Regions from separate parts of the Homo sapiens genome. Here region 1 is linked to region 2. Evidence: read pairs that join two places in POLR2A ChIA-PET (ENCODE). Cell type or tissue: PC-9. All regions are shown on one strand. Links, peaks and the distances in the headings refer to the core of each region. The heading gives the core; the rest is flanking DNA. Region 1 has its middle 39 kb from the start of LINC02324. Region 2 has its middle 11 kb from the start of MIR4708.

The links. Peaks named below come from ENCODE experiments on the same cell type or tissue, not always from the same donor. Only the 100,000 strongest peaks of a DNase experiment are listed, where the experiment ranks them.
Region 1: POLR2A ChIA-PET joins it to region 2 with 16 read pairs; 5 of 35 experiments call an interaction of 5 or more read pairs at or near these places.

The regions. Positions count from the first base shown.
Region 1 is chr14:65,256,851-65,265,949 of GRCh38, reverse strand. No RefSeq gene overlaps it. Among named protein-coding and RNA genes, the nearest start is that of LINC02324, 39 kb to the right of the region's middle. In PC-9, for the core only: no CTCF peak of the experiment used is centred there; a DNase peak (open chromatin) is centred at 7,369; H3K27ac peaks cover 2,717 bases.
Region 2 is chr14:65,319,727-65,328,825 of GRCh38, reverse strand. No RefSeq gene overlaps it. Among named protein-coding and RNA genes, the nearest start is that of MIR4708, 11 kb to the left of the region's middle. RefSeq lists enhancers at 7,140-7,229, 7,450-7,559. In PC-9, for the core only: a CTCF peak has its summit at 7,911; DNase peaks (open chromatin) are centred at 7,165 and 7,955; H3K4me3 peaks cover 1,050 bases; H3K27ac peaks cover 4,398 bases.

The DNA.
Region 1 (9,099 bases), core at 743-8,742, 63 kb after region 2:
CTGGTTTGAAATAGTCCCTCTAAATCATCAAGGAAGAAATAAAATAATTCACAAAAATTGAAAAAAATTAAAAGAAAAATAAAATAGCTGCTGTATTCTGTTTTGGTTTGTTTGTTTTCCTAAGGCTTTATGCAGATTTCTGCAACCAAAAGTTGAGACAGGTTTGAAAACCTGTTTGTGAGGGTAAGATTTTTCTACTTGACCTCAAATCAGTCAGGGAAGATGGGTTCAGCAAATCAGGCAGTCACTCTGAGGTGTTAGGAGAGGTTTTTATTAGGGGAGGAAAACTACCTGCAAGACTTGGTTGGGAATCCACCATGTCTACAGGGCAAAAAGGCACAGTGGACGCAGCTCCGATGAGGACTACATATCAGGTAGGAGCAGAGAAAGAGTCTCCCGTGGCTGGGGGCCCAGAAAAGCCCCAGGTCAGGGTCTACAGGAGTCTGTCTCCCACCTGGGGTGCCATGATGTCAGCTCCCTCATATATGGAAGTAGATTAGGCTCTGGGAGGCCTAGAGTCACTTACCTCTGGATCTGAACTGTAAAAATTCAATTTCCTGAACAATAAATAAGAATAAAATAGGCCGGGCACGGTGGCTCACGCCTGTAATCCCAGCACTTTGGGAGGCCGAGGCGGGTGGATCACCTGAGGTCAGGAGTTCAAGGATAGCCTGGCCAACATGGTGAAACCCTGTCTCTACTAAAAATACAAAAAATTAGCTGGGCGTGGTGGCACGCCCCTGTAATCCCAGCTACTAGGGGGGCTGAGGCAGGATGATCGCTTGAACCTGGGAGGCAGAGGTTGCAGTGAGCCAAGATCGTGCCACTGCACTCCAGCCTGGGCAACAGAGCGAGACTCTGTCTCAAAAAAAAAAAAGAATAAAGTAAGATTAGACTAGATCAAACAAACAGGCCGGGTGTGGTTGCTCACACCTGTAATCCTAGCACTTTGGGAGGCCAAGGCAGGTGAATCACAAGGTCAGGAGTTCAAGACCAGCCTGGTCAATATGGTAAAACCCTGTCTCTACTAAAAATACAAAAATTAGCTGGGCGTGGTGGCAGGTGCCTATAATCCCAGCTACTTGGGAGGCTAAGGCAGGAGAATTGCTTGAACCTGGGGGTGGGGAGGCAGAGGTTGCAGTGAGTCAAGATCACGCCATTGCACTTCAGTCTGAGCAACAGAGTGAGACTCTGTCTCAAATAAATAAATAAATAAATAAATAAATAAATAAATAAATGACAATCACACATCAGGCTGGCCTAGCTCAGGGGCAGGGACAATGGGCAGAGCCTCACCTGCTCTCACCTTGCCTGTCCTTCCTCCTCCTCTAGCAGTAACCAAGGACTCTCGGTGGATGCCCTTGACTGAAACCCAGGGTGAAAATAACCAGATTTGATTATTTCTAAGGTAAATGATGTTCTGGGCAACAATGGGCTTTGGGGGAAGGGGTACTGATTTATAGTGTCTGCTGATTTCAGTGGTGTAAATACTACCACCATGGCTAAATTCGAACTTACCAACAACACATCACTGAATGCAGCATTGGCCATGCAATCGCATATCATATAGTAAAGTAATTATGAAGTAACAAGGGATTTTTTTTCTTTTTGTTTTTTGAGATGGAGTCTTGCTCTGTTGCCCAGGCTGGAGTGCAGTGGCACTAGCTCGACTCAACTGCAAACTCCACCTCCCAGGTTCAAGTGATTCTCCTGTAGAATTGTATCTTTATTCTCCTGCCTCAGCCTCCTGAGTAGCTGGGATTACAGGCACCCACCACCACACCCAGCTATGTCTGTATTTTTAGTAGAGGCAGGATTTTGCCATGTTGCCCAGGCTAGTCTCGAACCTCTGACCTCAAATGATCCACCTGCCTCAGCCTCCCAAAGTGCTGGGATTACAGGCATAAGCCACTGCGCTCTACTGAAATAATCAGTTTTGAATATTTATTACCTTTGTTTTAATACGGTTTATTTGATTGTAAGTTTATATAATTCAATTTTTTGAGAACGGCTGTGTTTAACAATCAGCTTACAAAATTCCTGAAAATTTAACAATTGGTTCTTGCAAACTGGTATCCAGGATACCACTCACTATCAAGGACCTTTTTAGCTCCAACCTTCTAAATGTTTATACTAAGGCATAAACCATTTGAAGCTGGGAAGGGGCAAGTGGGAATAATCCTAGGGATTTTGAGAGTGTGCTCAGGAGGAAAAAAACAAAACAAAACATGTTTTCAATGTCACATCCATCACAGAGAAGATAACTTGGCAAAAAACAGGTGTCCAGTCAGTGAATGATACAATGTCTCAGTGAGGCAATGACTCAACCCTCACTCAGTAGGCTCTGTACTTCAAGTTATTTTTTCAGTTAATACTAGCGAGGGTTTATACTCATCCAGCCACATTCTATCATCCAGCCTTCCAGTGGGCCAGGGAGCACCAACTGTGCTGATACCTGTGGCAAAAAGGTGCCAGCAATGCACTGTTAGTGTGTTGACTAACTTTACACAGGCTCCAACAAGGACTTCGTCCAATGACCCAAGCTGATTCCAGTGGATAACTCAGCCAGGTCAAGAGGCCCACGTGGGCCTCCAGGCCACATGATCACCCGCTATGGGTGGGTATGATCTTACTGTGTCTTATCACTCGCCCTGGCTACTATCTCCCTTCTGGTAGGATCAGTGTTTAATTCATATTTTTGTACTTCCATTCTTCCCGGAGTTTTTGAGAATAGTGTGCATGTTCAATAGCCAAGTAGTTAAGAGCATGGATTCTGAGCCAGACTCTCTGGGACCAAAAATTCTAGTTCTGTGACTTACTAGCTGTGTAATCTTGGGCAAGCTGCTTAACTTCTCTGGACCTCAATTTTATCCTCTATAAAATATGAATAATAACAGTACCTACTTCACAGCAATATTGGGAAGATTAAATGAGTTTTGTACATACCCAGTATACCCTGTACTTAGAACAATGCCTGGCACATAGAATATACTATTTAAATGTCAGCTGTTATTATTACATAATATATATATGTTCTATTGGCCAGGCACAGTGGCTCACACCTGTAATCCCAGCACTTTGGGAGGCCAAGGTGGGCAGATCACGAGGTCAGGAGATCAAGACCATCCTGGCTAACACAGTGGAACCCCGTCTCTACTAAAAGTACAAAAAATTAGCCAGGTGTGGTGGCGGGCACCTGTAGTCCCAGCTATTTGGCTGAGGCAGGAGAATGGCGTGAACCCGGGAGGCGGAGCTTGCAGTGAGCCGAGATCATGCTACTGCACTCCAGCCTGGGCAACAGAGCGAGACTCGTCTCAGAAAAAAAAAAATAATTATATATATTTATATATATATATATATTCTATTATTATTATGTAATAGATGAATGAATGCAGGTATCCAAAAACATGGGGAAAAAGACCCTGAATGGTTGTGTAAGTATTCTTCTGGAAAACAAGGCCAAGTATGGAATTATAATAATAAATACAATACAAAAATAGCAGTAACGTTGGCTGTGTCTCTGAAATGTAATTACTAAATTTTTAAAATGCACTTTACAAGCATTATTTTACTAACTCCTCATAAAAATCCTAATAGGAAGGAACTACCATTCTGTATATTACAAAATTAAGAAAAGTGAGGCTTGTGGAGGGTAACTGCTATAATCTGAAGGTTTGTGTCCTCCCAAAATTCACATGTTGAAATCTAATCCCAAAACGATGGTATTTAGAAGGGGGGCCGTTGGGAGGTAAGTAGGTCATGAGGGCAGAGCCCTTGGGAATGAGATTAGTGCTGTCATAAAGAGGCTCCAGGCTGGTCGCTGTAGCTCATCCCTGTAATCCCATTACTTTGAGAGACAGAGGCAAAAGGATCACTTGAGCCCAGGAGTTTGAGAACAGCCCAGGCAACATAAGGAGTCCCTATCTCTACACAAAATTTTAAAAAGTCAGCTGTGGTGGCATCTACTTGTGGTCCCAGCTATTTGTGAGGCTGAGGTGGGAGGATTGCTTGAGCCCAGGAGGTTGAAGCTGCAGTGAGCTATGATCATGCCACTGCACTCTAGGCTGGATGCCAGAGCAAGACCCTGTCTTAAACAAACAAACAAACAAACAAAAAAGGGACCCCAGAGAGATTCCCTCACTCCTTCCACAATGTGAGGACACAGTGAGAAGGCAGCTGTCTGTGAACCAGGAAGCAGGCCCTCATCAGACACCAAATCTGCTGGCACCTTGATCTTGAACTTCCCAGCCACCAGAACCATGAGAAATAAATCAGTGTTGTTTCTAAGCCACCCAGTCTACTTTCTCAACACCACAGTCAATGACTCAAATACATGTCCTATGACTCCAGCACTTGAGCTCTTAACTGCTAGCCTATACAGCTATATCCACAGCCCCAGCAGCCAGCTCCTGGCCTCTAGCCCACCTGTCATCTCTCCTCTCACTTATCCCTCCACGTCCATCCAAGACTTACCTCTTTTCTGAAGATTTCTCAGATTTCCCCTTGGTAGGAAGCTCCCAGCTCTTGGATATACTGTGTGCCCCTCTCTCCTGTCCGTGAGTATGTTACCTTGGACTCACTTTGTCTATGTCACACAGAGGTTCTTTGTTTCTCCCCTTGAGAAGGAAAGTTTTTTCCAAGTCAGAGGTGTTGTTTCTCTTTGGTTTCTATCTTTGCGGCTCCCAAACATCCTGGTGGTAGTGATCATTACCAGTTGCTGAGCACCAAATGCTTTACATGCATTGTTTTCCTTAATTCTTACAATAATCCTATTATCCTATTAGGTGGACACAATTTCTGTCTCCATTTTCCAGATGAGGAAACTGAGGCTAGAAGAGGTTAAATGACTTGGTACAGTTACTTGAGGATCAGAGCTAGGATTTAAACCTAGGTCTGTTTAATCTCAAGCTCACATTCTTAATCACATCTGTTTTTAATCATGTTTGGTTCTTAAATATACACTGGAGAGGGAATGAGTCTTAGCCTTGACCAAAGCTCCCAGAGCCATGAGGGCCTTGAAAAAAAAAAAAAAAAGTGAGAAAAAAGGATGTCTGGAGATTTTGCAAGATCTGGGTTAAATTCACAACCAGGCTAAGACACTACCCCCAAGCCCCATGACACTGTCAATCCCCGCATAAACCTGCCCTGTGTATTGTTCGGAGTTCTCCAGAGACTGTGCCTATGTGTCTAGTGCACTCAAGACTGCTACCCCAAGTGTCAGAAATTTTAAAATGAAAATAATAGAAAATTCAGCTGAGTAGAACTAAGCCCTGTTCTAACCAAGCACCTTCAATTTCTCACAGTCACCTGGGCTCAGTGGTAAGGACAGGAGGGTAGAGAGCTGAAGTTAGCTAAGAAATGTGCAAGCTGTTTGCACAGAAGAGAGGACACAGCCTCTACCCTCAAGGTGCCGCCTGTCTGCTCAAGGTTGCTCAACCCCTTTAAGACCATCTACAGAGCAACTCACTAGTGAATGTAAATGTATAATAGCAAAGAGCACAGAGAAGAGAGGATGAGGGGGCATGAAGTTAAAAGGAGTGCTCAGAATGCAGTAGCACCCTTCAGGGAGAGTTTCTAGACATGGCAACAACTAGAATTTACAAAAATTAAAAATAACTTTTCTTGGTACAAATGCAAACACACCCATGACAAACAAACCAGAAAATACAGACAAGCAAAGAAAGGAAATAAAAAAATCCCCACCTACAATCTCACCCACCCAAAGACAACTTCTGTCCACACCCTCAGCACCTTGACAATCAGAATTTGCAGGAGGGAATGTGCAGAGCTGGAGCACATGTTTTGTGTGTGTGTGTGTGTGTGTGGGCGCGTGCATGCATCTGTGTGTCTGTGACTATCTGTGGCTGGAAAGGAGAGGGCTGGCAGTCTTGCATTTTGGTTTATGCTTGGGAGTAAGTGATAATAAATTCATTTGATGGGATCAGAAAGAATAGAATTGAAGAAGAGGAGGACTAATAGAAAATCCTCTCGGAATAGGGAGAAATTTGAAGCAGGCAGTAGTACCAGGGAGTTTAGCTGAATAGTGAGACAAAACAATCACAATAGTCTGGGTGCAGTGGCTCATGCCTGTAATCCCAGCACTTTGGGAGGCCAAGGCAGGCAGATCACTTGAGGCCAGGAGTTCAAGACCAGCCTGGGCAACATGGTGAAACCCCATCTCTACTAAAAATACAACAATTAGCTGGGTGTGGTGGCTGGTTCCTGTAATCCCAGCTACTCAGGAGTCTGAGTCAGGAGAATCACTTGAACCTGGGAGGAGGAGGTTGCAGTGACCCAAAATCCTACCACTGCACTCCAGCCTGAGTGACAGAGTGACTCTATCTCAAAAAAGTAAAATAAAATAAAATAATCATAATAGCAATAACAGTTAACCTTTTTGAGTGCTTACCATATATAAGACATTGTGCTAAGTACTTTGCTTCCCATCTTTCCATTTAATCCTCACAACTACTCTTTCCCTATTTTACAGAGGGTAAGAGCCTTGCCCAAACTCACATATTAAGTGGAAACACACTGATGTTTCTTACAGTCTGCTCTATAGGCTATCTGCATCAGAATGCTCTAAGCTGTTTGTTACAAATGCAGTCTTTGGTTCTAACCTGAAGTGTCTGATTCAGCAAGTCTAGGTGTGGGCAAGAACATTTGGTCCTAACCTTGTTATAGGACCAACAAGTTTGTGTGCCTGCTGCACAGTAACAGACCAGTACACTAAGACAGCAGGGTTTGCAGCAGAGAAAGAGTTTGATGCTCACAGGGCATAGAGCAAGGAGGTGGGAAGGAGACTCTCAAATACATCTCTCCAAGCAGTTTTGAGGTGGGACATTTTTTTAAATTTTTTTAAATTTTTTTTTGAGATGGAGTTTTGCTCTTGTTGCCCAGGCAATCGTGCAATGGCACTATCTCGGCTCCCTACAACCTCCACCTCCTGGGTTCAAGTGATTCTCCTGCCTCAGCCTCCCGAGTAGCTGGGATTAGAGGCATGCGCCACCACACCCAGCTAATTTTGTATTTTTAGTAGAGATGGGGTTTTTCTATGTTGGTCAGGTTGGTCTCGAATTCCTGACCTCAGGTGATCTGCCCATCTTGGCCTCCCAAAGTGCTGGGATTACAGGTATGAACCACCGCGCCCAGCCTGAGGTGGGATCTTTAAGGAGATTGTGAAGGACAAGGGGCTGGAAAATTAGGGTCATAGATTGGTCAGGATACAGGAGATGAAATCATCAGGAGGTGGAAATGGCATTCTTTAGTGAGTCAGCTCCCATGGGGTCCTTCAGATTAGCTGATATCAGTAGTCACACTGGTATGCAAGACCTGAAAGAATATCTCAAATGGAAAACATAATGTTTCATAATGCTTAAGGTGTTATCTCTTTAGCTGTTTAGGGGACCTATAGTCTAGGGTCCACGTGATTCTAAGACAATAGGCAAACAACTGTGTGGAAGCAGGTCAGGCACAAGCTGACCTAATGACTAATGCTGAGTGTGCTGCAAGCTTAGCTTGTTTTCATTTCTCCCCTCCCTTCTTCCCTGATTAATTTTATAAAGTTTGTAGGGATGGTTTCAATCTATTTCGGCAAGTCTAGGTGGGGGCAAAGGCATTTGTAACTTTATTTTTTTTTTTTTTTTATTTTTTGAGACAGAGTTTCACTCTTGTTGCCCAGGCTGGGGTGCAATGGTGCAATCTCAGCTCACTACAACCTCCACCTCCTGGGTTCAAGCGATTCTCCTGCCTTCAGCCTCCCGAGTAGCTGGGATTACAGACATGTGCCACCACGTCCAGCTAATTTTTTGTGTTTAGTAGAAACAGGGTTTCACCATGTTGGCCAGGCTGGTCTCGAACACCTTACCTCAGGTGATCCACCTGCCTCAGCCTCCCAAAGTGCTGGGATTACAAGCGTGAGCCACCATGCCCAGCTGGCATTTGTAACTTTAATAGCTCTCCAGTGTTGTTTTGTCCATCCAAGTTTGAGGGCCACTGATCTTGGATGATGGAAGGGCGAACTTGCATAAGGAGTCATCAGAGGTCAGGAGGTGATACACCTCTGGCCACAGGCCCTTGGCCTAGACTTTTCTGACCGTAATCATCCTGAACTTTGACGCTTTAGCTTCCACAGGCCCTTTTGCAGTTGGGGGACTTGCCTCTGGGTGGAGATCGCTTGGTGCCTCTTGCACTTGGCTCTCTCACAACTGCTCTTAGATGCTTGAACACGAGAGAGTAATTAAATAGGGTCACTAGTGCTCGGTCAGCAGCTAGTCAGGCGTGCCCCTCACTGGCAACAGTGAGGCCAGTAGGGGCAGCTGCAAGCCCTGGGGTCTGGAAGGAAACTGGAACTGACAATCTGAGATGGGCGTGGGGATGGAATCTGGATGGACTGGAGTAAAACCTGGTTTGGGCTGAGAGTCCAAATCATGGAGTCAAAGGAGCGACCAGGAACAAGGTCAAGGATGAGAAACTTGGAGGTGGGGATCACGAAGTAAACAGAGCTGCTTTTGGGGTAACTTTGGTACTTTTCAACTAGATCATATCCCAGTCTGTCTCCGAAGTCCCAAGTATTTTTTTTTTTCTTTTTTTGAGATGGAGTCTCGCTCTGTCGCCAGGCTAGAGTGCAGTGGTGCAATCTCAGCTCACTGCAATCTCCGCCTCCCGGTTCAAGTGACTCCCCTGCCTTTGGGACTACAGGCGCATGCCACCATGCCTGGCTTATTTTTTTTCGTATTTTAGTAGAGACAGGTTTTCACTATGTTGACCAGGATGGTCTTGATCTGCTGACCTCATGATCGGCCTGCCTTGGCTTCCCAAAGTGCTGGGATTACAGGCGTGAGCCACCGCGCCCAGCCAAGTCCCAAGTGTTTTATCAGCACTTTTTCCATGGTGGGCAGCTCCCCTCACTATCTCCACTGCCCCACTCCACTGAAGACCATGTAGCCAGCCTGTACCTAGTGGAGGGCCAGGGACAAGATCACTGCACTAGAATCCAGGCTATCATCTTAGTTGTGGCTCTGATTCTTCCTTCTAAAACGGCAGGTCATCTAACCTTGCTGACTCACAGTTTTCATACCTGTGAAATGGGTATGGTCA
Region 2 (9,099 bases), core at 791-8,790:
TGAGATTCCAGCTAAAGGAGATCAAGGGAGAGAGGATGAGTATGAATGAATGAATTTCCTACTGGATTAATTTTTCTGCATTACACAGAATGAGAGTCTAAGATCAAAATTGTGTTCTGTTTTAGAAAATCACAGATGTATCCGTACATATCTAAAACTATCTCATAAAATTAATGCCTGCTAATCATTAGAACTATCAAGCTTCCCAAAACTCAGCAAGATGAGCAAGACGTAGTATGGCTCCCTAAAAAGTAGCACAACAATCAATACGAAATAGATTGAATCAGCAGATATCTTTAAAATGGCAGTGTGTTTACAAGGAGTTTTGAGTGACATAAAAACATTGAAAATTAAATATTGAGGACAGGCGCAGGCTCATGCCTATAATCCCAGCACTTTGGGAGGCCAAGGCGGGCAGGGGTCAGGGGTTTGAGACCAGCCTGGCCAACATGGTGAAACCCCGTCTCCACTAAAAATACAAAATTAGCCAGGCATGGTGATTGGTGCCTGTAATCCCAGGTACTCGGTAGGCTGAGGCAGGAGAATTGCTTTAACCTAGGAGACAGAGTTTGCAGTAAGCAGAGATGGAACCACTGTACTCCAGCCTGGGTGACAGAGTGAGACTCCGTCTCAAAAAATAATAATAATAAAAATAAATAAACATTGAAAAAGGGGAGTGGAAGCCCAGCATTATTGCAACACTGTCTAGGGAAGAAAGACACTGTGTCTGTTAGACTGGATTGTTATTCCAGGTTCTGAGTGGTGTCCCTGCAGTCAAACCTCCAGAGTTCCTATGTTCTACTGTGGTCTGGATGCATAGCCCATGAAGCTATTCAACGTGCTTCACTACAGTTTGAAATTCACCGATGACAAACTTGGTTTTCCAAACACCTAAAGGAGAGAGGTGCAAATAGTAGGCACAAAGGCTCTGCTATGTTGAAACGTGTGCCCTGCCCTGTAAACCCACACATTGGGGTTCTGGTTTACAAATAAGTCTCTGGTGAGTTAATTAATGGATGCCTCCTAGATAGGGTTGTCAGATGTAGCAAATAAAAATACAAATATTGGGGCCAAGTGCAGTGGTTCATGCCTGTAATACTAGCACTTTGGAAGTCTGAATTGGAAGAATCACTTGAGGCCAGGAGTTCTGGACCAGCCTGGACAACATAGTGAGACCCTGTCTCTACAAAAAATTTTAAAAATTAGCAGCTGGGCACGGTGGCACACACATGCAGTCTTAGCTGTTTGGGAGGCTGAGGCAGGAGGATCTCCTAATCCCAGGAGTTCTAAGGGTTGCAGTGAGCGGCAATCGCAGAACTGCACTCCAGCCTGGGTGACAAAGAGAGACTCTGTCTCTAAAACAAAACAAATATCACATGGGATACACTTATACTAAAAATTATTCATTGTTTATCTAAGATTCAAATTTTACTGGGCACCCTGTATTTTTCTGTCAACCCTACCAGAGCCTGCCCACTGCCAGGTATACTAATAAAATGGAGATCCTACATCTGCAAGGCTGAGGACCAGTCCTCGCCCCAAGACCACCCTCACCAACATAATGCTGCTCTCAGGGAGCCCACCTAAGTAACCAGCCCAAGGTTAGGTTAGGTTAGGTTTAGACTTTCACACACACACACAAACACACACACACACACACACACACACACATACACACACACACACACACACTGCCCCTCTCTCTCCCCCTCTCTCCTCTCTCTCTCTCTCTCCTTTTCTCTTCTCTCTTCCTTTTATAAGTATTTTTTTATTAAAAATCTTTTTTTTGTTTGTTTTTTTGAGACGGAGTTTCGCTCTTGCTGCCAGGCTGGAGTGCAATGGCGCGATCTCGGCTCACTGCAACCTCCGCCTCCCAGGTTCAAGCGATTACCCTGCCTCAGCCTCCTGAGTAGCTGGGATTTCAGGCATGCACCACCACGCCCGGCTAATTTTGTATTTTTAGTAGAGACGGGGTTTCTCCATGTTGGTCAGGCTGGTCTTGAACTCCCAACCTCAGGTGATCTGCCGGCCTCGGCCTCCCAAAGGGCTGGGATTACAGGCATGAACCACCACACCTGGCCAAAAATCATTTTTAGCCGACACACACAACAAAACATATTTATGGGACACATAGTGATATTTCAATACACATAATATATAGTGATCATCAGATCAGGGTAATTAGCATATCCATCATCTTGAACATTTATCTTTTTTGGTTTAGAGACAGGGTATTGCTCTGTTGCCCAGGCTGGAGTGCAGTGGCTTGATCATAGTTCATAGTTCACTATAACCTCAAACTCCTGGACTTAAGCAATCTGCCTGCCTCGGCCTCCAGAGTAGCTAGGACTATATGCATTCACCACAACCTGGCTAATCAAACATTTATCATTTATTTGTGTTGGGAACATTCAATATCCTCTTGGAGTTATTTGAAACTATATAATATACTACTGTTAACTATAGTCATCCTACAGTGCTTTAGAACACTAGAATTTATTCCAACTTATTCCTCCTATCTAGCTGTAATTTTGTATCCTTTACAAATCTCTTCCCATACCCACTTCCCGCTACCTTCCCAAGCCTCTAGTATCCTCTGTTCTACTTTTTACTTCCATAAGATCGACCTTTTTTAGTTTCCACATATGGGTGAGAACATGTGGTGTTTAACTTTCTGTTCAAGTTATCTGGTTTATTTCACTTAGCACAATGTCCTCCATTCCATCCATGTTATTGCAAATGACAGGATTTTGTCCTTTTTATGGCTGAGTAGTATTTTATTGTGTATATATACCACATTTTCTTTACCAATTCATCTGTTGTTGGACACCTGGGTTGACTCCCTATCTTGGCTATTGTGAATAGTACTGCAGTAAATATGGGGGTGCAGATGTCTCTTCAATATGTTGATTTCATACCCTTTTAGTATATACCCAGTAGGGGGATTGCTGGATCATATGGAAGTTTGATTTGTAGTTTTTTGAGGAAACGCCATACTGTTCTCCATAATGACTATGCCAGTTCGTGTTCCCACATAATAATCTTCATTCCTTCAAAGTTGATAATATATATGCCTGTTTATCTATAGACACACAGTATCGGGAGCTGAAGAATGAATAGTTCTAAGCCAGGCTTGTTGTTAGGTTGAAAAAAAACCCAACCAGCCAACCACCAATTTGGTTTTTCTCAAGCTGTCAGCTGAAGCAGAGAGAAGTAAAATGTTAAGTTGAGGGTGTTTTAAGGAACAAAGAAGATGCTATACTTGATCCCATATTCTCTTTATTTATACACAAAGTAAACAATCTCCCTTATTAAGCTTTCCAGGAATTTACCACCTGTTAATTCCAAGACCAAATTCACAACTTGGACAATACATGTATAAAATTGAAAGTCATTTATTGGTGGCATCCAAGGAGGTAATGAACATTATTAACAACATCTATTATGTTGTAAGATTAGTTGCTTCCCTGCAGTAGCTAGTCAAATATGAATTCTTATTGTCTTTCAATAAAGAGAATTTCTATTCCTTTTTTTTTTTTTTTTTTTTTGAGATGGAGTCTCGTTCTGTTGCCCAGGCTGGAGTGCAGTGGCGCAATCTCGGCTCACCGCAACCTCTGCCTCCGGGGTTCAAGCGATTCTCCTGCCTCAGCCTCCCGAGTAGCTGGGATTACAGGCAAGTGCCACCATGCCCGGGTAATTTTTGTATTTTTTTAGTAGCGAAGGGGTTTCACCCTGTTGGCCAGGCTGGTCTCAAACTCCTGACCTCAGGTGATCCGCCAGCCTTGGCCTCCCAAAGTGCTGGGATTACAGGCGTGAGCCACTGTGCCGGGCCAAGAATTTCTTTTCCTTTACCTGACTCTCCTTTCTGATTTTTGCCTAAATCATAATCCTGGGCTTTACTATCCATTACATCCTGAGATCCTTAGCCTTCAGATAACCTTATAGAAAAATCAGTTAATGTAACTGTGTAGGGCCACCTCATTTGTTGTACCTAGGGAAAATTAAGTTAGGAGGATCACCACAGAATAAACAGGGGAACAGGTTTGGCCTGTGATTCAGTGAGCAAAAAAGATCTTGCTCTTTTCCCAAGCCAGCTCTCCTCTCTTTCTCAGCACTAACATATTATAGGATGTCAGTATCTTTTTTTTTTTTTTTTTTTTTTTGAGACAAGAGTATCGCTGTGTTGCCCAGGATGGAGTGCAGTGATGTGAACAGGGCTCACTGCAGCCTCAACCTCCTGGGCTCAAGCAATCCTCCTGCCTCGATCTCCTGAGTAGCTGGGACTAGAGGCGCACACCACCATGCCAGGCTAATTTTTTAATTTTTTTGTTTTTGTTTTTGAGACAGTGTCTTGCTGTGTCACCCAGGCTAGAGTTCTCAAGCGATTCTCCTGCCTCAGCCATCCGAACAGCTGGGACTACAGGTGCCTGCCACCATGCCCGGCTAATTTTTGTATTTTTAGTAGAGATGGGGTTTCACCATGTTGGCCAGGCTGGTCTCGAACTCCTGACCAAAAGTGATCCGCCTGCTTTGGTCTCCCAAAGTGCTGGGATTACAGGTGTGAGCCACCGTGCCTGGCTTAGGATGTCAGTATCTTATACTTGACTGTGGCTTCCCTTTATCTTCTTCTAAAGAGGTTTCTGCCCTCTCTAGAGAGACAATATTGATTCCTTATCCCCAGATCGGATGGAGTTAAGTTCATGCTACTTGACTCCAGCCATCATCAACCTCTTCCATTCTAGACATAAAGTGCAATTTTTGCTAAGGAACTAAAGAGTCTCTCTGGTAAAGTGTGATTTAGGTCATTCTTCTAGATTCGGGTTTTAATTCACGGCTGGCATTTCCAAAGTAGTTTAGGGTGAGCATCTGAAATAAATGAGTCATCTCGGTCCTTCTATTTCTTCTATTTCCCATTATTTTCCAACTTAAACATCTAGGGACTAAAGATTAATTTATCCTCCCAATGCTGGCAACAGGCAAGTCATTCTGTAATATATATTGGGAAATTAATGGACTTCCATTAGGGGAGAAGTAAACAAAAGTTGATAATATATATGCCGGTTTATCTATAGACACACAGTATCAGGAGCTGAAGAATGAATAGCTCTAAGCCAGGCTTGTTGTTAGGTTGAAAAAAAACCCAACCAGCCAACCACCAATTTGGTTTTTCTCAAGCTGTCAGCTGAAGCAGACAGAAGTAAAATGTTAAGTTGAGGGTGTTTTAAGGAACAAAGAAGATGCTATACTTGTTCCCATATTCTCCACCAAGTCAACCCTCCTTATGTGGCAGGGAGAGCTGCACTCAGACCCCGGATGCCTAGGGAGAAACTGGGAGGAATTTTTGCTCCCATCGCAGGTAGGATCTGGTGGTTTGTTGAAATCCACGTGGTTAGGAAACCTCAGATTAATCACCTGAGTGGTTTGGGAGACAGGTTGCTAGAGGCCAGAGGCACTCAGAGGCAAAAGGACACTGAGGCTTTATAAAGGCTCCTTCCATGGTGGACACTTGACAGCAGACACAGCAACCTACGATATCAGCCTCAGCGTTTACTGTTCCCCTACTCCAGAGTACAAAATATCTCCCTAGGTATTGAGCAAAAACACTGCGAGAACCATTCAACCTACTTCTATATAAATGTAGTCTTCATACTACATTAGACATTTTTTTTTTTTTTTTGAGACGCAGTCTGGCTCTATTGCCCAGGCTGGAGTACAGTGGCGTGATCTCGGCTCACTGCAACCTCCGCCTTCCGGGATCAAGCGAGTCTCCTGCCTCAGCCTCCGGAGTAGCTGGGATTACAGGCATGCACCACCGCGCCCGGCTAATTTTGTATTTTTAGTAGAGACGGGGTTTCGCCATGTTGGTCAGGCTGGTCTCGAACTCCTGACCTCGTGATCATCCCGCCTCGGTCCCCAAAGTGCTGGGATTACAGGTGTGAGCCACTACACCCGGCCGACATAAGACGTTTTGTTGGCTAACATTAGTACAGCACCCTAGAGTTTGTAAAGTGCACTCAGATCGATGGTCTTAATTGATCCAGTTGCACACAAACCTTATCATGATGTTCTGATTGTGAGCCATCAGTAAATAGTGGTGGTACTGAAGTTCTCCAGAACATGTCTCAGTCAGGGAAACCCTTCAATATGGTCTTACAAAGAAATATTAGTTTATTTGATAACTGAAAAGACAGAGGGTCTTGCTCTGTCACCCAGGCTGGAGTGCAGTGGCTTGATCATGGCTCACTGCAGCCTTGAGCTCCTGGGCTCAAGTGATCCTTCCACCTCAGCTTTCTGGGTAGCTGGGACTAGAGGCACACACCACCACACCCAGCTAGTTTTTAATTTTTTTTTTTTGTAGAGGTGGGGTCTTGCTATATTTCCCAGGTTGGTCTTGAACTCCTGGCCTCAAGTAATCCTCCTGCCTTGGCCTCTCAAAGCACTGGGATTACAAGTGTGAGCCACTGCACCTAGCCATAAGATATATTTAAGACAAAAGCTAATTGGTGTTGGCAGGTAAAACTCAAGAAAGGTGCAGGTATCCAGGTCCTCTTCTCTCCCTGGATCCTGTAGACAGTTGGGCTTTTTGGGGTGCAGCTGGATGCACCATCAATCATCTGAGGAGGGACCCCTGGTACCTCTTCCTTTTCATAGGTCAACTTGAGAGGGACTTTGCTGTGGTGGGAAAGTATTTCAGGGTTCAGACACTGATCAGCATGAGCATAGGGGCCCAAGGCTTAAGGAAGTGCTATGAAATGCCCAGCTAGTGTCTTCAGATCTCCTGGTACCATAGGAAGTTGAAGTTGGGCACAGCCAGCCTCTCCTCTTGGGGAAACAGTAAGGTAGCCCATTGCCAGGCAAACCCAAAAGGAGCTCTTAGGACCATTCATTGGATATTCCTATTTGTCACACCACACTTTCTACCCATATCCCCCAAACTTAGCTAGTACTTAGAACATAAAAAGTACTCCAAAAATAACTACAGCTGCCATTAATTGAGGGCCTATTGTGTGCAAGTGACTTGGCATATTTTATCACTAGTTCTCACAATGACTGTGCAAGATAGGTATTATTAGCTCTATTTTATAGATGAGGAAACAGAAGCTAGAGAAGGCTAAGTGACTTGCTTAGTAATATGCAAGTCACATAGAGCTAGTAAATGGTGGAGCTGAAATATGAACCCATATCTCTGTGACTCCTTTTACCCCCAGGCTATGTAGCCTGTCACTGTGAACATAGTCTCTCTCCTCTCCTCCCCACTGGCCCCCGTACATGTGTGTCTGTCTGTCTCCAGCTCGACCTCTCCCTGTCCTGCTGTCTCTGTTTCTCTCTCATCTGTGGGTAGGTTCCCACCACTTCCTTTCCTGAAGTCCATGCCTTGCGTGCCTGCCTACTGAAATGTGCTTCACCAGTGAGGCCTCCTGACCCTTCTGCATTGTCACAAGCTGGCCTGGATGATTTTTCTCACCTCACCCAGTCTAGTTTGCTCTCTACCTTCCAAGCCCAGCAGGTACTTGAAAAGTAGTGGTCATCTGCTGTTAGTAAAAGCTCCAAGTAAGAAAAATGTAAGCTAAACTAGGAGCAGAACAAAAAGGAAGTTAAGAGATAAGAACCAAACCTGGTTTCTTGGCAGGGCACTTAGGGAAAGAATGACCCAAGGTCAGTCAAACCTGCACCCTAAAGCAGGAAGGGCCTCTGGCCTTTTCACTCAGCAAGATGCTCAGGGGACAACCCAGAACATAGTGACTCTGGCTGAGGACGCTGTTACATTCCCCAGGGACTTGTAAGGCCTAACAATCACCATCCTCCTCCCGCTCCTCCTCATCAAATGCATTTATTAAACAGCCTAATTATTAAACAAGGCAGGTGGAAGAGAAAGGTGGGAAATTGGAAGGTTGAATCAAGCTTTTTAAAAAGCTAGAAAAATGACTCACTTTGTGTAACCTCTCATTTGGAGAAAAAAGTGGATGTTCCTGATCCAGCCAGGTACATTTTTAGACCTGTAGGGGAGAGATAGGGAAACAGACCATTTTTTCTCTCAGTCACAACTACTGTGAGCTCAGAGCTGAACTGCCAGGCCTCTAGAATAAATTCAGAGGATTTATTCTTCCAACAAGGGCCAGAAAACTGACAGAATCACAGGCAAGAATAATATCTGTTCAAGTCAATGTTTAGAATATTAGAAGTGTGAAGACATTTTATTAGCAAATCCACCAGATTTTCTCCTTAAGGTAAGAAATTGTGCTCTATTTTTTTCTCCTTCCTTTTTCTTTCTTTCTTTCTCTCTTTCTTTCTCTTTCTCTCTCTCTCTTTCTTTCAGAGTCTCACTCTATTGCCCAGGCAATCTCAGTTCACTGCAACCTCCACCTCCTAGGTTCAAGTGATTCTCCTGCCTCAGCCTCCTGAGTAGCTGGGATTACAGGCATGCACCTCCATGCCCAGCTAATTTTTGTATTTTTAGTACAGAGAAGGTTTCATCATGTTGACCAGGCTGGTCTCAAACTTCTGACCTCAGGTGATCCACCCACTTTGGCCTCCCAAAGTGCTGGGATTACAGGCATGAGCCACCACGCCCAGCTATTTAGTTTTAAATCCTGGGATGGAGCCCAGTGTCTGACACAGAGAGATGCTCAATAAATGTTTGCTAGGGCCAGGCATGGTGGCTCATGCCTGTAATACCAGCACTTCAGAAGGCCAAGGCAGGAGAATCATTTGAGCCCAAGAGTCCGAGACCAGCCTGGGCAATATAGCAAGATCCCCATCTCTACAAAAAAAAATTTAAAACAATTATATTGAAAAGCTTACTAGGATAAAATTGAAGGCAAGAGCTGAGTCTTGCACAATTTTGTATTCCATTCAGTGCCCAGCACTAAGTGAATGAGTGCCTGCAGGCATTAATGAATGAAAAATGCACTTTTTGATTTGCCTTTGAAGGAAAGCATATGCCTTTGCAAGCAGTGGTATCATCTTCCTAATTATCCAAGAAGTCTGTGTTCTCTTCTTAATTTCATTTTGATTTTGTTCCCTTAAGAAGACAGAGCTTTTGCTAAACGAATCTGGCTACTAAAAAGAAACAGTTCTGCTGGCTTTTCTTCTTCCTCA